2 separate regions of the Homo sapiens genome follow, and region 1 is linked to region 2. A link is an interaction called in ENCODE POLR2A ChIA-PET data of the cell type or tissue named here. Cell type or tissue: Caco-2. All regions are shown on one strand. Each heading gives the region's core, and the rest is flanking DNA. Links, peaks and the distances in the headings are about the cores only. Region 1 has its middle 5.7 kb from the start of RNU6-1. Region 2 has its middle 93 kb from the start of PIAS1.

Region 1 (10,234 bases), core at 1-8,000, 120 kb before region 2:
GAGGGTTGGCCAGGGCGCGCCTTCAGCTTCCCCTCGGCTTCTCGGAACTAGCTCTCTGCATTCGGAGCCAAGGCGATGAGGGTGTCTGCTTTGGGACGCAAACTTCCAGTAGTGGTGGAAGTCTGGGAAGGGTCACCACCGTTTGAGCCAACATTTAGAAAGAGCCAGGCGCTTAACCTAAATGGTATCATTTCCCCCATTTTGCAGTTTAGCAAACAGGCTCTGGGAGGTTAAACCATCTGCTCCAGTGATCCTGCCACTGGTTAAAGTAGTTGGGATTTGGATGCGAGTCTGGTTTCAAAGACTTTTTTTTTTTTTTTTTTTTTTTTTTTTTACGCAGTGGAGTTTGGAAAAGATTTGAGACCACAAGTGCAGCCTCCGCTTTCCTTGTTAGAGTTACTCCAGAAGCCCTGACCAGCTCAGACTTTCCTTCCTACTTCCATTCCTTCAACAAATATTGAACATCTGTGGTGTCAGCACCCGGGCTTCAGGGATGCGTGAGTGGGCAGGGTTGCTATGGTCATGGAGCTCGGTTCCAGCAGGGGAGCCAGGCAGACATGAAAGAGCCCTCTGGATGCCGAGACGTGTGCTGTGAAAGTGTGGCATAGAAAGTGCCTGGGGGATGATGGCCACTTCAGTGGGGCAAGAGAGAAGGTGACATTGGAGCTGTCATTGATGATAACGGCGGCAGCGCTGAGGGGACGGGGACCGAGATCCAGGCAGAGGACCTTGCAACCACCTGACTCAGTGTCACCCATCTGGGCCAGCCCTTCCCGGGAGACCACTGTGGTGGTAGTTGCTGCTCCCAGCAGTGCTGTGGCTCAGTACTGAGAGAGGGGAGGGACCTGGGGAGCCACTGCCAGGGAGTTCGGGCTTTGGAGGCTTGAGTTCTCCCCACTCGGTACGCCTCTTAAGTGAAATGGAAGTCATTTGACTAGCTTCTCATCTGACCTTACTAAATAAGCAGTAGGCAAACGCAAACCTCAGAATGCTAATATGGCCTTTACTGAGTGAAAAGAGCTAATTTGGACAATGATGTTTACCTCAGATTTACAAAAGAGAATTGCAAATAACCAAAAAGCACATTAACATGGATGGGAGATGATGCTAATCTTCAATTAGCATCCACATTTTTATTCATTTATTTAGAACAGGTAGGGCTGGTGGTTTCATAAATGCCTTATTGTGGAAACTAGCATGAGATACACCTAGTTATTGGTTCAACATTTCTGGCTACATGAGCATGTGTTACTTTGAGCCAGAGGTAGATTTTTTGTTGTTGTTTGTTTTTTTGAGATGGAGTCTCGATCTGTCACCCAGGCTGGAGTGCAGTGGTGCAATCTCAGCTCACTGCAACCTCTGCCTCCTGGGTTCAAGCAATTCTCCTGCCTCAGCCACCATGCCAGGCTAATTTTTGTATTTTCAGTAGAGACGGGGTTTCACCATGTTAGCCAGGCTGGTCTGGAACTCCTGACCTCAGGTGATCCACCCACCTTGGCTTCCCAAAGTGCTGGGATTACAGGCGTGAGCCACCATGTCTGGACTCTTTTTTTTTGAGATGGAGTCTCACTTTGTCACCCAGGCTGGAGTGCGGTGGTGTGATCTTGGCTCACTGCAATCTCTGCTTCCTGGGTTCAAGAGATTCTCCTGCCTCCACCTCCCAAGTAGCTGGGACTACAGGCTCACTATCATGCTGGGCTAATTTTTTTTTTTTTTTTTTTTTTTGAGTCAGAGTCTCGCTCTCTTCAGCAGGCTGGAGTGCAGTGGCATCATCTTGGCTCACTGCAACCCCTCCTCCCAGGTTCAAGCGATTCCCCTGCCTCAGACTCCTGAGTAGCTGGAACTACAGGTGTGTGCCATCACCCCCGGCTAATATCTGTGTTTTCAGTAGAGACAGGGTTTCGCCATGTTGGCTAGGCTGGTCTCAAACTCCTGACCTCAAGTGATCTGCCTGCCTCAGCCTTCCAAAGTGCTGGGATTAAAGGCGTGAGCCACCGCGCCCCGCCAATTTTTTGTCTGTTTTTTCTTGTCGAGCAATTTTGCAGAGGAGAAAGATCTGAGTTCTAGTTCTCATTCCACCTGGAACTGTTTGTGACCTTGGCCTGCTCCCTGTACCTCTCTGTCTCTGGTTCTGTTTTAGCTTCTGCAAAGTGAGGAAACTACCCTAGAGATGATCCTTGACATTTTTCAGCATTGAAATGCTGGCATTCTTGCAGCTGGATAACTGAAGGACGTTTTTGGATAATTGTAATTTTCTGATATTCTGCATTCTCCCAGTACCATGAAAAAAAATAATAATTAGCAAGATGTAAAAATTCAAGAGGGTTTTTGTTTTCTCTTTGAGAAGGGCGAAGCAAACTGGTCATCCTGGAGCCATGGAGGGCCCCAGGATCAGCCCCCAGGGGCGGCTGTGGATCTAGGGCCTGGGACCTGCTGAACCGTATCACAACATGCCTCTGAGCTCCAAAGGCCAGTACAGACGAAGCGGGAGGCTGGTGAAGGGGAGGGGATACATTGAATGTAGCATGGAGGTGGAGGAGAGGAGGAAGCATGGAGGGGCTCAGGGAGGGGAGAGCCGAGTGGACCATGACTTCATGGGAAGTCCCAAGCCCCCACAGGCCTTGAGGGAATAGGCATTGCAGGCGAGGAGAGTGTGGGTGCCAGAGAGGACTGGACTGGTGGGCAGGCTTGGAGTTGCAGTGGGAGCCGGCTCCTGCCGCCTTCAGAGTTGTTGGCTTCTCTTCACTCTGCAGTCCTGAAAAGAACTGAGTCCTGGCAGTCTTCCCTGAATGTTCTGGACTACAGAACCCCAAGAGATGAGGAGTGGTCCCCCTATCCTGTTTGAGGTGGTACTTCCCACTACCTGAGTAGGAGAGAGCAGAGCCAACTTTATTTCGAACAATTAAGAAATGGGCTGTTTCATATGGAAAAAATGTCAGTGAAGACATGAACTCTTAGCATTCTCTAAAATTATGTAGTGTTTCTCTTACAGCCAGAGAGCATTGCATGTTTTCGTGTATCATTTTATTTGAAGCAGGAAGGGCTGGGGACTCCCAGCAGCCCCACCGGAGGGAAGGAGGGAGGAAGGAGCGGGGATGTGGAGAGAGGCCCCTGTGACCTTGTTTATGTGCAGGCCTGGGAGGAATGGCATTAGTGGTTTCAGGAGGTGTTGCCCTGGGACTGTAGCACAGGGACAATGCGCTGAGTTCACATGCCTGACCCTGAAGCTCCAAAGGCCTCAGACACAGAGCATGGCCAGAGCAGGGTTGGAGGAGGCCTGAGTGTGGGGGAGGACCCACTCCCCCAGGCTGCCAGAAATTCCTGTGAGCTGCTTATGCTCTGAGTTAAGCCTTGTTCTTATAACATCTCTTTTGAAGTGCACTCTGTCACCTAATTCACCTCAATGTGAATGAGTTTTTCCAAAGTTAAGCTGAAGGGGGGTGGAGTAGGCAAATCGGTCTGTGTGCCCACAGCTCAGAGGGTGGCCTGGGGGAAGAGACAGGGTCAGCTGTGGCCAGCTGACCTCTCAGAGGGAGTTTCTTTCAAGACTTGTAAGCCTGGTGTGCCCAGAGCCCTTGCTCTGCTGGGGTGGCCCCTGGTGTGTTGAGATCAGTTCTAATCCATCCCAGATGCCGGGCCTCAGTGGAGCCCTCTGGTCCCGCCCCTCCCCCTGCATAGCCCAGGCTGCCCCTTTTACTCTCCCCCAGATCTCATATTTGTGCCCAGAATGTCTTAAAAGATCTGTTTCCTCACCTGTGGGATGGTGATTGTGCTGCCTGCTTTGCAGGGTCATTTGAAGGTTAAATGCAGGATTGGGTGTGAAAGGCCCTAGCACATTGGATGAGCTGATTGATGCCAAGTGTTTACAATAGTCCTGGGCTATTCTAATGCTCAATACATAACCACTTACTTATTCTTCTTTTCCTTCGTCTTGCAACTATCTGCATGAAATAAACTTTCTTTAAGGTAAAAATAGCAGGGTAGGGAGGAGTCCCTAAGTTTTGCTCCTTTTAGCCACGACGGGGAGTATTTTTGCCCAGATGTCTTTAATCCTTTGGATTTGAGTTTCCAAAGGCCCTGGTTAAGATGCAGTTATGTTTTGAGACGGGACACTACATAGACTCAGTAATACCTGTTTACGTAGCTTAGTACGATTCCTTGCCCTTTAAGACCAACACAGGGTCTTCTGGCATCCTATTTCATGTGAGTATCTCTGAGACATAAGCATGGGGGTGCAGGGGTAGTGCTGGTTATTATTCCTCTTTTACTGATAGGGAAAGGCGAGGCCTACAGAGGTTAGGTGACCTATCTAAGGACACAGCTAGTTAGTGACGGTCCTGGAATTTGCTCTCGGATCTCTCTGACTCCGAGGGCTCACTTTACACCTACATGTAATATGGGAGTACAGTTTGAGGGGTTCTGGAGTGCTTTCTCCAAATAATCTCTTACTGCTCTTACTCTTGCCTTAAATCCTGCCACTGATGCGTCATTATTTTGAGCTGTTGCTGTATCGAGGGTTCACTGTAATTTATTTCATCAAGACCTTTTTTTCTGGCAGTCCCAGGATGGCCTAAGGGCATAAGGCGCTTAGGTTTAGGGTGTGGAGGACTTGCTCAGAAAGAAGGTGCAAAAAGAGGAATTGCCAAGTCTGAGCATGGGGTCTGCCAGCTTCTCTCTAGCTCTCAGTTTCCCTGTATGGGATTGCAAGGATGGGAGGAAAAGTGTCACACCTCCTCCAAATCCTGGCTGCCCTGGAGTCCAGACATCGCTCCCTGCCAAGGCTACAGTGACTGCAGCAGTGGTACAGGGGAAGACTGCAATGGCTTTCAGCCAAGAAGGTCCATATTTATGTCTCATCAACTGTGACTAGGTGGGTCACCAGTCTCTTCCAGTTGCTGACCCTGTTTTCTCGTCTCTAAAATGGAAGTGATGATTTTTCTACTTACCACACAGGGTTGTGAGGCTCCATTGAAATGCCACTGTAAATTGCTATACAACAAAAGACAGGAATATCAGTATTGTCAGACACCCATTGGAGCCTCAGGCAGCTCAGCATTCCCCTTACCTGGTGAGTGAGGCATTTGTGCATTAGGAACAGACCTACAAAATCAGAGCACCAAAATGAAACATCACACTGTATTAATATTTTCACACCACTTAGCTCTCATTAAAATGTACTTTGCTGAATTTAATATGTGATTTCAAATGACACAACATATTAAGTGCTTAATATACTAGAAATTATGAAACTATTATAGTTGATGCCATATGAAATAATTACACTGAATTAAACTTTAGCAGCCAAGTGAAGGAAAGACTTCAACTTAAAACGTCTTAAAGAAGCTTAAGCCACCACTGTAATCCCCAAAATAAATGTCCAGAAATTAGGATCTTTAAATAAAAACTGGAACTTAATCTGTACTTACACCGGGAAGCTCTTCTGGGCTTTGGTGATGTGCAGCATTGTTCCCTTGGGGAGGTGAGGGGCCCTGGGACCCACTGCAGGCCAGGGTGTTGGGATCAGGGCTTCAGTGGGCTCGCTCCATGGGCCTGGCTGGGGGTTGGCTCAAATGGCCTGGAGTAAAGCCTTCTACCGAAGTGACAGATTAGTCTTTGCTCGAGATTAGCCTATTGACAAGTTAAAAATAAAAACAAACCCACCTTATGGAACATCTATTCAGTGCTTCCTTTGTGCCAGCCATTTTATATGCATTTCCTCATTTAATCCTCACAATACATCTGTTTTAAGAGCCACTGTTTTTCAGATGAGGAAACAGGCTCAGAAAGATTAAATGAATAATCCAGGGCCTTAAATCAGAATCCATAGTGTTCACCCCTGCATCAGATTGCCTTTCTCTAAACTCTTCAACCTCCTCATTAGTGTATGTGTATGCATGCATGTATGTACTACCTCCTATTTTAATAATGATTCAGTGACTGATATGGTTTGGCTGTGTCTCCACCCAAAATCTCATCTTGAATTGTAGTCCCCATAATCCTCACGTGTCAAGAGAGAGACCAGGTGGAGGTAATTGAATCATGGGGGCAGTTTTCTCCATGCTGTTCTTGTGATAGTGAGTGAGTTCTCACGGGATCTGATGGCTTTATAAGTGTTTGGTAGTTTCTCCTGCATTCATTCTCCTTACTGCCGCCTTGTGAAGAAGGCGCTTGCTTCCCCTTTGCCTTCCACCATGATTGTAAGTTTCCTGAGGCCTCCCCAGCCATGCAGAACTGTGAGTCAATTAAACCTCTTTATAAATTACCTAATCTCGGGCAGTTCTTTATAGCAATGTGAAAATGGACTAACACAGTGACCAAACACATTAGCCTGCTATATGACAGTGACATTACCTATATCTTTATCTCATTCCAGTCATGGAGACTAGGGACCATGGCTTGAGAGTTTCACCTTAAACTGTCTCGATACACTCAGTCTGGCTAACTTAGACAGGAAGAGCTCTGTGGATACTTGCTGTTAATTCAATTAAAGAAAAATGAATTCATTACCTCCTCAGTATCCTGACATATTACCTTTGTGTGCTTGCTTAAATAAGATATCCTCTTATAAAGAGCAAGGATACTTTCTATCATAGGGAATACCAGTGTCTTAGCTACTTAAGGCCCTATGTCTCAATTACTTATATCACATGAAAATACCCAATGGGCTGTTTGAAAAATATAAATTTTAGTGTGGACATTTAAATGTATTATCATTTACTGACCAGCAAAAATGATTTTCATAGAGACAGGAAAATTTGGCTCAACCAAACACATGTTTGTAATGAACTGAAAACATGTATTTCTCGTTAAGAGTCAAGATTAGGCTCTGTTTTGTATCATAGAAAAGCAAATAACAGTGGCTTTAAGATGATAGAGGTTTATTTCTCTTTCACATGAAACAAGTTGTCTTTTAAGGACTTGTCTGGTAGCTCCATTGTGGCAGACAGCCAGGCTCGTTTATCCTTTAGGGCCACAATTCATGGTCCAAGATGCTTGCTAGAGCTCCAAGTTCCAAGCAGGAAAGGCAAGGGGGAGGCCATTACTGCCCCGAGTAAAATCCATAACTCAGCATACCACCTAACACTCAGGAGCACTCAGTACATGGTACTCTTGGCTGTTGCTCATCTTCCGTTCTGCACAACAACAAGAAGGAGGAAGGGAAGTCGTATTTACTAATACCATACAGGGTTCTCAGGACCATGCTGGACATTTACACATGATTGCATTCAACTTTCATAATCCAGTGAGGGTGGTGTAGCAGCAGGTTAAGTAGGAAGTGAGGCTGTATCCACATGTGGAGGTAGGAAATTGGAGGGGAAGGGTGGAATGTTTCCATAAGAAGCCGAAGGGCTTTCAAGAAGGAAGGGATGAAGCCTCCAACACTTGCTCTCTGAGATTCAAGTTAATACACATTTTCAGTGTGGATCAAATGGTCCTGACGAAGGTGCAGTGGCAGGAAAGTGTTAATTATGCTCTTAGAATAAAATTGCCATGAGCATAGAAAGTGAAGAGATTAACAAATTTTAAAAAGACATTAGAAAAGCTAGCAAAAGACTTGAACAGGTGCATCGCAAATTAGGAGCTCCAAATGGTGAATGTGAAAATGTCCTCAACATCTTTAATCATCAGGGGAATACAAAACCACCTCACAATTAACACTGAGAAGTCTGATAATGCTGTTAACTAAAAACTCAATCAATATATAAATTTGGAAAGGAGAGCTTTGTTTCTTATAAAGGGTTATAGCCAGCAAGGTGGCCATTCTGACAGGCTGGGAAGTGTTAGCCTTGGTCGAAGCCCAGAAACACACTTCAAGGGAGAGAGGGAAGGGTAAGACAGGAATTTAAGCTGAATGGTTGGCCAAGTATAGGTATTCAACAGGATACAGGAGGAGCTATGAATATTCATGGAGGTGGTCCTAATACATGCATACTTGAATAAACATGCATATTACATATGACCCATGTTCTCTTTGCAGTGGAGACTTTTAAATGTAACATTTAAATGTAGTACAGTTAGGTTCTATATGTCAAAAGGTCTTTTCAGGACACAAAGGCACTCAAGTGTGCAGTCTCTGTAAACCAGCCAGACCAGTCCATGGTTGGTGGTCTTCTCATCAGGAGAAAGTTAACTGAAATAACTCTTGTCCAATCAAAGCTGTAGTTATGTCTTGTGGAACAGGGGGTCAGTTAGGTAGCATCTGGCGATGGATTGAGTTGCAGATTATTTAATATGGCTTATTTCAAGGCCAGTGCTTGTTTAGCTGCTGGAGAAAAAGAAAAACATTGTGGCAGTTGGAACAGAGTTAATTTTTTAAGTGTAGGGGAGCGTAGTGACTTAACCCTTGCATTGCATGGCCTTAGGTGTTGTTTATAGTTTGATATAGTCATAAAGAGTCCATTCTATCAGTCTTATTATCTCTATTTTAACATTAAAGCTGATCAGTTGGGCTGGATGCAGTGGCTCACACTTGTAATCCCAGCACTTTGGGAGGCTGAGGTGAGAGGATCACTTGAGCCCAGGACTTGGAGGCTGCAAGGGAATTATGGTCATGCAACTTCACTCCAGACTGGGTGACAGAGTAAGACCCTGTCTCTAAAAAATAAATAAATAAATACAATGCTGCTCAGTTATTGTGTCCAGATTGCAATATGACCTCTTGTCTCGTCATGACCAGGAACTCAGTTTTTAAGTCCTGTTGGCCAAGAGTGGGGGCTCCATTCAGTCAGTTGGGGGGCTTAGAATTTTATTTTTAGTTTACAATGCCAAGTGCTGATGAGGAAGTAGAGCAACCAAGATATGAGAATATATGTCTGGGGAGTGGGGAGATTGGTGCAACCACTTTGGAAAATGGCATACTCCTAAAATTGAAGATAAGTATACCTTATGACTCAGTTGTTCCTTTCTAGTTACATGCCCTAGAGAAACTCATGCATATGAGCACCAAGTTACAGGTAAAAGAATGTTCAAGGTAGCATTGTCTGTAATGGTCCCAAACTGGAAACAACTCAAGTGCCCATCAACAGAAGAATGGATATCCACACTGTGGTATATTCATGCAATAGAATACTATGCAGTCATGAAAATGAATCAACTACAGTTATTAGGTTGGCGCAGAAGAAATTGTGTTTTTTTGCCATTGAAAGTAATGGCAAGAACCACAATTACTTTTGCACCAACCAATACCTCCAGTGTTAGGGGCTGAATTATATCCCCCACTTCTACCTCCAAATTTGTATGTTGAAATCCCAACCCCTAGTACTGTAAAGTGTGACCATATTTGGAGATTGGGTCTTTAAAGGGGTAATTAAATTAAAATGAGGTTATTGGATGGACCCTAATCCAATATGGCTGATGTCCTTATTAGAAGAGGAAATCTGGACACAGACATGCACAGAGAAAAGGCCATGTAAAAACAGAGAAAATGTAGCTGTTGACAAGCCAAGGAGAGGACCTTAGGGGAAACCAACCCTGCCAACACCTTGATCTTGGGCTTCTAGCTTCCAGAACTGTGAGAGAATTAATTTCTGCTGTTTAAGCCACCCAGTCTGTGGAACTTTGTTAGGCACCCCTAACCCCCCAGCAGACTAACACACCAGCAATGTGGACAGATCTTGTAAACATGATACTGAGTGGAAGAAGGCACTAATAACATATACAGAACTATACCATTTATATAAAGTTCAAAATTAGGCAAGACCAAACTATTGTTTAAGGTCGTATATACAAATGGTAAAATGATGAAAGCAAGGAAGTTACCAAAAATAAGAAAATGGGAGGCGACACATAAAGGCTTCTGGGAGTGGGGGGTTGGGGTCGCCTAACAGTTCCACAGACTGGGTGGCTTAAACAGCAGAAATTAATTTGCCTGTTTCTTCACTTGGGTGCTGGTTACTCAGGTGTTCTCCCTAGAGTTGTGCACTGAACTGAACATTTATGTGTTGTGCACGTTGCAGTATTTATAATAAAATGCTGTAAAAGGAAGACAGAAGCAGGTGGGGGAAGAGGAGAAGCAGAGAGAGAAGGAACGAGGAGGGGGAAAAGGAGGGAAAGGAGGAAGGACGAGAAGCGGGAGGGGAAGAAATAAATCAGTGGGCTGGCCTCTTACCAAGTGGTGTGGTCTAAGAGCTGTGAGACCACAGCTGTCAGTTAAAGGTGGGTCCCAAGCTCAGGTGCTGCCTCTGAGTGTGAACCTGAGCCCAGAATCTCTCCCCTAGAGAAGGGCTTAGAAACT
Region 2 (11,756 bases), core at 3,757-11,756:
CAGTGTGCTCGGGAGGTTTCACCTTGTTTGGTGATGGTCATGTTTCAGTGCAGTTTCAAGTCCTCCCCAAATTCTTCAGTTATATAACCACAATGTCTTCAATATTGCTATTGTGACATATGGTGGTTTTAAAATACGCCTAAAAATTCTTTACTACTCTGCTCTTCAAGTGATGAAATTAGCTGAGCATGGTGGCATGTACCTGTAGTCCTAGCTACTCAGGAGACTGAGGCAGGAGGATCACTTGAGTCCAGGAGTTCAAGTCTGCAGTAAGCTATGATCATGCCACTGCACTCCAGCCTGGGCCACAGAGCGAGACCTTGTCTCTTAAAAAGAAAAAAAGATGGAACTTAATTCCCTTCCTGTTGAGGGTGGACCGGACTTTGTGACGTACTTGTAATGAATAGCATGTGGCAGAAGTAACAGTGCGTGCAGCTTCTGTGATTAGGTCTTAAAAGGGAATGTGGCTTCCTCCCTGTCTGGCTTTCTTGAATTATTCATTCAGGGTAGGCCAACTGCCATTTCATGAAGACACTCAACTAGTCCTGTGGAGAGGTCCACGTGGTGGGAACTGAGGTTTCCTGCTAAAACCCAGCACTAACTTGCAGGGTGAGTGTCTTCATGCATTTTGTGCTGCTCTAACAGAATACCTGAGACCGGGTAATTTATAAAGAGCAGTAATTTATTTCTTCACAGTTCTACACACTAGGAAGTCCAAGATTAAGACAGCGGCATCTGGCAAGGGCCTTCTTGCTGTGTCATCACATGGCAGCAAGGCAAAGAGAGAGAAAAAGAGGGGATGAACTCATCCTTTTGTAACAGTATCAATCCCACCTCTGAGGGCAGAGCCATTACGACCTAATAACCTCTTAATGTTCCACCTCTTAATACTATGACAATGTCAGTTAAATTTAAAGACAGATATTCAAATCATGGTGCCAGGTGCAAGAGCCACCTAGGAAGTGGATTCTCCAGGCCTCATCCAGCATTCGGACGATTGCAGACCTGGTCAACTTCTTGAAAATCTCATGGGAGACCGAGTTAGAACCGCCCAGCCAAGCTGTTCCTGACCCACAGAGACTGTGTGAAATACTAAGTGTTTATTGTTTTATGCTACTAAATTTGGGGAAAATTCATTAGCAGCAACAGATAGCTAACATATCTAGATGGCTGAGATCATCCGTTTTTGTTTTGATCCTTATTAATTTCCCTCTTGCAGGGTTATCTTGACTTCTAATCTACAGGGACACTCGAGAACACTAACCTGTGAACCATCATTTTCTTATCTGTAAAATGCAAGATTGGTATGAAGGGCACAAAGCAGGGACTTAAATGGAAATGATTAATATTGTTGTCGATGCTCATTAATAATGGAAGCCTTGGGTATCTTCCATTTGCCCCTCCATATCCATGTCCATTTCCAATCTTTTCTCACCCTACTCTGTGCCCCAGGAGGGGCTGACTTCCATGGACTATGTCAGTGGCCTCTCTGGTTCTCAGCCTTCCGGTAGAGTTTGGCAAATGAGAAATACTGGCAGGAGATAGGAGGAGGGCCAGAGGAAAGGGATGTATTTCCTTGGTTTCTTCCTTTCCAAGTCACCATGCTTTATCTTCATTCCTCTACCTCAGGCCACCCTGTCTTGGTACTGGTAACTACTGTCTCCTCTCTCCCCTCCAGGCCTCTGAATGATAACTGCTCCCCTCTTTTGCTAGCCCCAGGGTGTGTCAGTGTCCTTTGGTGGGCTCCCTAAGCTCTGTCTGCACAACTTTGTAAATAGTCCCTGTATTAAACTCACCTCAAATTGTATAGATCCCCTGCAGGGATCCTAAATGAGAATGGCTAGTTTTAGTTGCTTTTAATAATGATCCTGGATTTTTTAAAAGAAACAAACATTCTATAACCAGAAAGATTTCTGAGAATCCAAATAGATACAAGATTGAGCTTAGAAAAATCTAAAGAAATGGTTGTTTAGAATATCCCAACTTGAATTATCTGGCAAATGTACGTATCACAGATATGAAAGGAACCTTGTTTCCCTCCTGAGAGCAAAACCCAGAACCTCCAAGCAAAACCCAGGACCTCCAAAGTCGTCTGTGGAAGGAGTATAGCTGGAGTAAGACAGCAGGGAGAGCCAGGCGCCATGGCTCACACCTGTAACCCCAGCACTTTGGGAGGCTGAGGTTGGCGGACCACTTGAGATCAGGAATTTGAGACCAGCCTGGCCAACATGGTGAAACCCCATCTCTACTAAAAACACAAAATTTGTTGGGTGTGATGGCGCATGCCTGTAATTCCAGCTACTCGGGAGGCTGAGGCAGGAGAATCACTTGAACCTCGGAGGCGGAGTTTGCAATGAGCCAAGATCTCGCCATTGCACTCCAGCCTGGGAGACAAGAGCAAGACTCCATCTCAAAAAGAGAGCAGTAAGACCAGTGGGAGAGGGCAGTTGGCCAGCCTTGACAGTGTTTCCTGAGAGGACACTTCTCACCCTGAATGCTACTGCCTCCTGCCCACAGGGTGTTGCTGCTTCTCTTTCATGCTTTCCCTAGAACTTCAACAACAGCAACAAAAGCTTTATAGATATTTAAGGAGACCAAAAAGGAGAAAGCCTGAGGAAGAGCCATCCACTTAGGCTGCTCCTCATCCTACTGGAATGAGGAAGTGTAGCTTGGATTCCCAGCCTGGCTGACTTCTCCAAGCGTTGACATCTGTCCCACCCCATGGGGCCAACACACCTTCCCAGGCACCTGCCTGAGTTTCTCATCTTCGAAGTGGGCATAATACTATATTGAGAGGGTTCATCTATGTAAAGTGCCTGGGACAGTGTTGACACCCTGTATGTGCTAATTTTAATAGCAGCAGCAGCAGCTGTAGTTATTAGTGAAGATAATGGGTGTGGAACATGAACATTTGTTTTGACATGTAGGGTTGAAATTTATGCCAAGAGCCTCTGCCTAAACCCAAGAGTCCCAAGAGTGTCTGGGATAGACTATGAAAAAGCATTAAAAGCCTGATGTCTGTACAGAGATCACACAAATTGGCCTGTAGATGATTTTTGTTGAAGGGGTGGTGACAGAGCAGTAATAAAAAACCTAAGTTGTTCTTATCCACTGAGTTGAGTCTTTAGAACCCAGCTTAATATTTTCATGGCTCAGATTTATTTTGAATCTTAGCTTTTATTTAGTGCTTTAAAATGGGAGCAGATTGGGCTTACGAAAGGATGCAAAACTTGCCCTGACATTAAATGGCCCCAATTGCTAGCCTCTTCAGTTCTTATATCTCAATTATAATTTTTTATATTATAATTGTTGGCCTGTTTCCTCACGCTATGCTTTTAGCAGCCAGATCTTATTGCTTAGAAAGTGATTAATAAATGTTGGTTCATTAGTAATGTTTGGTTAATGACTGTAAATGCTTTCTCATTTTCCATTTCCCCTCTTTATTGTTAATTGCTTCTAATCTATAAACTGGGAAGACAGATGTCAAATCTTGTAGTAGTGTATGCAGCTGGAACAAGTCAGTACTGGGAAACAGATTATTTTACTCTTGGAGCACCTGCCCATGTGGAGCTCCTTTTGAAGAAAGCCGATCATTTGACCCTGCCACCATGGAGCAGAGATGGACAGCAAACCCAACAACAGTTGGCTATAGACTGAAAGCCAAGGAGTCAGTCTCCAAAGAACATCAGAAACCAATGGAACCAATCAAATCCTCTCTTTTGGAGAGTTTGAATGTGAGTCTCAAGAGGACATCCCATGCTGAGGAGGTTGAGGCTAACCCATGCAGAGATAAGGCAGCAAGCAAGCCCTTAGGTAGAGCGAGGCTGTAGGAGGAGTAGCCGTGGAGGCAGAGTGGCTTTGTTGCCTGATGGTGAAACCTCAGAGTCAGGGGCCACTGGGCAATGCTGCCAGCATGGAGCTACAGTAATTCCAAATGACTCCTAACCATGTCCTGCTGACTTCCATGACTGTTAGAAGGAAAGTTGGTGCTGCCTAGTTGTTCCCTTGCATGTGGCTGTGTGGGCTGTTTTGGTTTATTTGTTTAAGAGGCAAACTGTGGAGAGGTAAAGAACTTTCACTTACTCTAACCAGAGTATCCTTATTTTCTAGAACACTTTTTAAAAATTTAAGCATTTGATATATGGAACCTGGTATAGATATTAAAATGCACTCAAGAGGAAACATGCTTTTGAGCTGAGGTCCTATTTTCCAGCTTCTTTTCCTTTTTTTTTTTTTTTTTGAGATGGAGTCTCACTCTGTCACCCAGGCTGGAGTGCAGTGGTGTGATCTCACCTCGCTGCAACCTCCGCCTCCCGGGTTCAAGTGATTCTCCTGCCTCAGCCTCCAGAGTAGCGGGGTTTACAGGCATGTGCCACCACATTCAGCTAACTTTTGTACTTTTAGTAGAGACGGGTTTTCACCATGTTGGTCAGGCTGGTCTCTAACTCCTGACCTCGTAATCTACCCGCCTCAGGTTCCCAAAGTGCTGGGATTACAGTCGTGAGCCACCATGCCTGGCCAGTTTCTTTTCCTTTTATTTTGGGTCTGGCAGGAGGCTTTTATATTGTCTCCCAGGTGTGAGGACTAGTCACTGTATCATGCTTGTAAAGAATGAAATGGGTTTGGAAAAAGAAAAAAAAAACAATTTCAAGTTGCTACTGGCTTTAAAAATCCTACTCAGAGTATCAGCTAGCACAGCTTTTAGATGCTCAGGTCAAGGTCATGGAATCTCTCTTTCCTCTTCTTTGCTTTCTCAACTCTTCAGGTACACACACCCCCATCCACTTCTTCCACTGACTTCTCAGACTGTCTTCCCTCCTTAACTCTTTCCATTCTCTGTGTTCTTCTGACACAATGTAATACTTCCCAGCACCAAACATTATTACACTGTGTTGATAGATAAAGAACCCAAGGTGCTGGCCTGAGAGACAGAGCCAGGCTCAGTGAGGACATTCATTGCCAGCTGTCATGGGAGAGTGGATGGAGATTGTAGCAGTGGGCTCAAGAAAGTCAGAAAACAAAGGCTTTCTAAACAAGTGGAGGAGAAATCTAGAAGTCATAAAGGAAAAATGAACACATCTGACTACATAAAATATCTTAAAACTATAAGTGGAAAAAGATACCATAAACAAAGTCAGAAGGCAAATGACAGAGTGGACAAAAATATTAGCAACACATGTAACAGATAAAAGGTAAATGTCCTTCCTATACAAAGAGTGCTCTACAGTTTAAAAAGGAAATATGAAAGGTCCAATAGAAAAATGGTTTGAGGTTTGAATAGACAATTCACAGAGGAGAAAATGCATACCTCCAGAAGACATAAAATTATGCTTAGCATTACTTTAGTCAAAGACGTATGACATAAAACAATCAGGTTTTTGTCTGTCAGATTGGATAAAACTAAAATGACAGATAAGAGTAAGAAAATGGCTGCATTGATATAGTTAGTGGAGGGTACATCACACAACCTTTTGGAATAGAGTTTGGCCATGTCAATTAACATTACCATGTGCCCTACTCAGTGATCCAGCAGATCTACTTCTAGAAATCTGGCATACAGAAAAACTCATGCACATGCATAAAGATACATGGATGAGATTTTCATTGTAGCTCTGGGATATAATAGCAAAAATGGAAAACTGAAATGTTAATAAGGGAATGTTTAAATAAACCATGCATGGTGCATGGTTAACCTAGGCAGTAGATAAAAAGAATGAGGTGGCTCTACAGACACTAACCTACAAAGATGTTCATCGTATATTAAGTGTAAAAAGCCTGTTGAAAAATTGGATAAACAGCATGAATCAATTTCTACACTTTTTTTAAAGTATGAAGAAATAGTGATTTATGGGTAGGTATGCAGGGATAAATACAGAGCAAATGGTTAACAGCAGTTTAATCTGAGAAGTGGAAAGTGGGGTCTTGTGAGACTTTGTATAGTTCTTTCTTTCTAAGCACAGTTGAGTTATGGGAGGTTTTGCTTTATGTGTTTTTCACTAACTTTCTAAAATATCTCAATGACAAAATATGGTACAATTGTAAGGACATTTGTGATAACTGATCGATCTGTTATATGCCTATTTTGCTTTAGGCACTGTACTAGAGTGATTCCACAAGCTAATTTTATCTTCATCACTCCCTATGCAATACATATTATTATTAGAACCATTTTGCAGGTGAAGAATATGAAACTTAAAGAGCTGAAGCTACTTGTACACAGACTCTGGCTGTGGTCATGGCTTATAGGCAATTTGAAGCAAAGATGTTGGCAATAATGTAACACCCAGGGTGCTATAAGGACTAGATTGAAAGTCTGCCATCTGAGGAACTCTCTTTAAAGCACATGAATAGTCCTTAAAAACTGGGTCTCAATACATCCTTCCCCAGCTGTGGTCAAGTCCCCCTTCTTTTGGCTTTTGATGTCCTGGCTTTGTAGGCTTGCTGTACTCTAGACAAGGAATGCAAATGAGTGTTGAATGAGAGTAGGGGTTTGAAGTCCCAAGCACTAGAAGGCAAATTTACCTTCCCCCACTTAATCCTGGGTAAGCAAAACTGAATGGTAGCCCAGGTATGTCAGCTGCCCTCATTCTCGGCAACACTTCCAACTCCTTTTCTGCCTCTTTCACAGGACAAATCTCCAGCTGCGAAGTCCCCAGAGACACCTTCCACAAAGCTGGCAGCCTTTGCCCAGGGCTGTGGCAATTACTCCAAATGTTGGGAGAGTCCAAACCTCCTCTTCTAACTTTGTGTATAGGGGATCTCTGTCTTCCATGCTGGGGGATGGGAGAAAGGGGTTGAGTCTGCATAGGGCTGAAGCTGCCAGCAAGAGCTGGGACCCAGGAGAGCAGGCGAGAAGGGAGGGGTCAGGGCAGCCAGAAAACTTGTGGTTCTGAAATGAATCTGCATGAGTCATTTGTTTAAAAAGGGCGGAGTTTCTGGAGCCCCCAGATAATCCTGGGGAATAGAGTAGACCAGAAAAGACAAAATACAATGAAAGGATCAAGGGACAGCTAAATGCCTGAGATAGGCCCTTGGCTTGTGCTTAAATGATCCGTGTAGGTGTGTGTGTGTGTGTGTGTGTGTGTGTGTGTGTGTGTGTGTGTTTAGTGAAGTCTGCCAAGCTCTCATGACTTGATTCAAGTATCAGGTCACCTGTCCCACCAATCAAATATCCTTATCTTTCGGTTGGAGAATCTTCCCTCCTCCCTGATTCCACTCCCCAGTGCAGGCTACCGTCCCAGCTTTGTTAGGGGATAGGCAAATTGCTCAAGATCATTCAGTCTCGCCTACCAAGTCAGGACTGCTTTCCTAGAGCAGTTAGCCCGCCTCAGCTCAGCTCAGGTGGCCTTTGGAAAATCCCTGGCTGTTACCAGATCACGGCCTTCAATTTTTTTTTTTTTAACTGCAACCCTTAGTAAGAAATACATGTTATATCATAACCCAGTTCATAGGTGTGCATGGCCACACATACACACAAACGGACACAGAAGTTTCAACAAACAGTACTTACTTAATACTTAGCCCAATTATCTGATTCTTTTCCATTCTATTCTTTAATTTTTCATTTAAAAAAAATGTTTGTAGGCCGGGTGAGGTGGCTCACGCCTGTAATCCCAGCACTTTGAGAGGCCAAGGTAGGTGGATCGCTTGAGCCCGGGAGTTTGAGATCAGCCTGGGCAACATGGTGAAACCCTGTTTCTACAAAAAAATACAAAAATTAGCCAGGTATGGCGGTGCGTGCTTGTAGTCCCAGCTCCCAGCTACTCAAGAAGCTGAGGTGGAAGGATTGCTTGAGCCCAGGAGGTTAAGGTTTTAGTGAGCCCTGATCACATCAGTGCACTCCAGCCTGGGCAACAGAGTGAGACTTTGTCTCAAACAAACAAACAAACAAACAAACAAAACGAACCAAACAAAAGTAACAACTTGCAATTCATTCAGTTAATTTCAATACCTATGGGTTAAGATGAGCGGATTGAAATACACATTCAAGCCTAATCTCTGAATTATGCAGAGATTTTGAGAATATTCCTTCATTAGCCACAGCCATGTGTGCCACACAGGAGAAACCAGGTTGACGGGCAAGTCGTGGTCCAAGGTCATCCATGGACCCTCATTGGTGAGAGATACTCCCTCACCAGAGAGTTGAGTGTATTGAGTCATATGATGAATGGGGCCACTGTAGTTTTAGAATAAAAATATGATTTATTTTCTTTCTTTCTTTCTTTTCTTTCTTTCTTTCTTTCTTTCTTTCTTTCTTTCTTTCTTTCTTTTTCTTTCTTTCTTCTTTCTTTCTTTCTTTCTTTTCTTTCTTTCTTTCTCTTTCTTTCTTCTTTCTTTCTTTCTTCCTTTTCTTTCTTTCTTCCTTTTCTTTCTTTCTTTCTTTCTTTCTTCTTTCTCTCTCTTTCTTTTTTTTCTTTTTATTTTTTTTGAGACAAAGTCTGGTTCTGTCACCTAGGCTGGAGTACAGTGGCACAATCACAGCTTAACTGCAGCCTCAACCCCTGGACTGAAGCGATCCTCCCATTTCAGCTTCCCGAATAGGTAGGACTGCAGACATGCACCAACACACCTGAATAATTTTTGTAATTTTTGTAGAGACGGGGGTCTCATCATTTGCCCAGGCTGGTCTGGAACTCTAAGGCTCAAGCGATCCACCCACCTCAGCCTCCCAAAGTTCTGGGATTACAGGCTTGAGCCACCCTGCCCAGCCAAGATTAGCTACTGAGAGCTTTCTATGTGCCAAGCATTGTTCTAAGCACTTTACACGAATTAACGTATTTAATCCTCACAATACCACCATGCCATATGTAGTATTATTAATCCCTGATGTATGGACAGTTCGGGAATTTAACATCCAGAAAATAGTTACTAAATATGGATCCAGGTATCAAAGCCAGGCAGACTGGCTCCAGAGCCCCCAGCTCTTCTGCATCACATGTACCTCCCCACTACAGCAGGCCTTCTCGGACCTTCCACGACTGGCTCACTTTGCCATCTTTTCCAAGGATAGTGTCCAGTGCTGAGCTCAGCAAGCTGTGGCCAGAATTCCACAGAGGACTTGGACTAGAGCTGGAGCTCCAGTGTGGTCACCAATCCAGGTGATCATTTCATTAGATCAGTCCAGCAGAGCATTCGTTCAACACCCACTTACTAAGCCTTCAAACCCAGAAGTTCAGGGCTGGAAGACACTCCAGAAATTTCCAACTACTTAGGGACTTTCATACAGGGTAAAAGGGACACAGGGATCTCTCTACTCCAAGACTTCCACTTTTATCTGTTTCAGAGATAGAGTTTCTGCATAAGCTTATACTTGAAAAAAAATAGTCTTGCTGTTAAAACAAGTTTATTTTGGGGGAGGTGAGAGAAAATTTTAAGGAATTAGCAGTCTTTTGGGAAATAATTGATGACACGTTTTTTAGAGTGGTAAAATACATATAATGTAAAATTTACCATGAATGACAGTGCAGTCACAGTATTGTACAATATTCACCACATTTTCATCTCCCCTACGGAAAATCCCATACCCGCTAGGCAGTGATTCCCCATTACCTTTTCTCCTCAGTTCCTGGAAACCACTAATTTACTTTCTGTGTCTGTAAAATTGCCTCTTCTGGACATTTCACATAAACAGAATCATATAAAATGTGGCCTTTTATGACTTGTTCTTTTACTTAGTATAATGTTTTTTATTTTCGAGACAGAGTCTCACTCTGTTACCCAGGAGGCTGCAGTATAGTGGCATGATCTTGGCTCACCACAACCTCCACCTCCCCAGTTCAAGCAATGCTCATGCCTCAGCTTCCCTAGTAGCTGGGATTACAGGTGCATGCCACCACACCCAGCCTCACTTAGAATAATGTTTTCAATGTTGTAGCATGTATCTGTACTTCATTCTTTGTTATGGCTGAATAATATTCCATTGTTTGAGTACATATTTGTTTATCTGTTTATCAGTTGATGGACGACTGAATTGTTTCCACCTTTTGGCTGTTGTGAATAATGCTGCTTGCTATGAGCATTTGTGGATGCATTTTTGCTCGAGCACCTGTTTCAATTCTTTCAGTTATATTATTTTTATTTATTTATTTCTTATTGAGACAGGGTCTCAATCCGTCACCCAGGCTGGAGTGCAATGGCATGATCTTGGCTCACTGCAACCTCAGCCTCCTGGGCTCAAGTAATCCTCCTGCCTCAGCCTCCTGAGTAGCTGGGACTACAGGCATAAACCACTATGCCTGGCTTATTTTTGTATTTTTTGCAGAAAGGGGTTTCACCATGTTGCCCAGGCTGGTCTTGTACTCCTGGGCTCAAGTGATCTGCCCTCCTCAGCTTCCCAAAGTGCTGGGATTAAAGGTGTGAGCCACCGGGTGTGGCTAATTCTTTCAGTTACATACCCAGGAGAGGAATGGCTGGATCACAGGGCAATTCTTGTTTAAGTTATTGAAGAAGTGCCAAATTGCTTTCTACAGTGGATGCACCATTTTACATTTCCACCAGCAACATATGAGGGTTCTAACTGCTCCACATCCTCAACAACACTTGTTATTTTCCTTTATAAAAAAAATTATAACCATTCTAGTGGGTGCAAAAATAGTGTCTTATTGTGTTTGTTTATTTGAATTTCCCTAATGACAATGATACTAAGCATCTTTTATGTGCTTCTTGGCCATTGTATAACTTCTTTACAGAAACGTCTATTCAAGTCCATTGCCCATTTAAAAATTGGTTGTCTTTTTGTTGTTGAGTTGTAGGAGATTTTCATATATTCTGGATACTACAAGTCCTTATCAGATATATGATTTGCAAATATTATCTTCCATTCTGTACATTGTCATTTCACTCTCTTAAAAGCATCTTTTGATGTTTTTGATTTTGATGAAATCCAATTTATCTAATTTTTTCTTTTTTTTTCCTTTTATTTATTTATTTATTTATTTATTTTTTGAGGCAGAGTCTTGCTCTGTTGCCCAGGCTGGAGTGCAATGGTGCAACTCTCGCTCACTGCAACCTCTGCCTTCTGGGTTCAAGTGATTTTCCCACCTCAGTCTCCTGAGTAGCTGGGTCTACAGGCACGCGCCACCACCCCCAGCTAATTTTTGTATTGTTAGTAGAGACAAGGTTTCACCATGTTGGCCAGGCTGGTCTTGAACTGCTGACCTCAAGTGATCTGCCCACCTCAGCCTCCCAAAGTGCTGGGATTACAGATCTGAGCCACCATGCCCAGCCTCTAATTTTTTCTTTTGTTGCTTGTGTTTTTTGTGTCATTTCTTAAGCCAATGCCAACTCTGAGGTCATGGACATTTACCTTTATATGTTCATGTAAGAGTTTTATGGTTTTAGCTCTTACATTTAGGTCTTTTGTCCATTTTGCATTAGTTTTTGTATATGGTGCAATGTAGGGTTCCAACTTCATTCTTTTGCGTGTAGATACCCAGTTTTCCCATCATAATTTGTTGAAGAGGCTCTTCTTTCCCTTTGAATGGTCATAGTAGTCTTTGAAAATCAGTTGACCATGGATGTATGAATTTATTTCTAGACTCTTAATTCTATTTCATTTATCTGTATGTCTGTCCTTATGCCAGTACATGTACCTGATGATTACTGTAGCTTTGTACGAAGTTTTGAAATCAGGAAGACTAAGTCCTCCAACTTAGTTCTTTTTCATGATTGTTTTGGCTATTCATGGTCCCTTACAATTCCGTATGAATTTTAGGATCATGTTGTCTATTTCTGCAAAAAGGCCTTTGGGATTTTGA

The links. Peaks named below come from ENCODE experiments on the same cell type or tissue, not always from the same donor. Only the 100,000 strongest peaks of a DNase experiment are listed, where the experiment ranks them.
Region 1: POLR2A ChIA-PET joins it to region 2 with 12 read pairs; 7 of 35 experiments call an interaction of 5 or more read pairs at or near these places.

What each region holds. Positions count from the first base shown.
Region 1 is chr15:67,840,659-67,850,892 of GRCh38, forward strand. No RefSeq gene overlaps it. Among named protein-coding and RNA genes, the nearest start is that of RNU6-1, 5.7 kb to the left of the region's middle. RefSeq lists enhancers at 1-277, 278-1,229, 5,028-5,528, 5,529-6,029. In Caco-2, for the core only: no CTCF peak of the experiment used is centred there; DNase peaks (open chromatin) are centred at 532 and 3,253; H3K4me3 peaks cover 1,011 bases.
Region 2 is chr15:67,954,969-67,966,724 of GRCh38, forward strand. No RefSeq gene overlaps it. Among named protein-coding and RNA genes, the nearest start is that of PIAS1, 93 kb to the right of the region's middle. RefSeq lists enhancers at 81-160, 6,758-6,807, 8,009-8,178. In Caco-2, for the core only: no CTCF peak of the experiment used is centred there; DNase peaks (open chromatin) are centred at 7,053 and 7,163; H3K4me3 peaks cover 232 bases.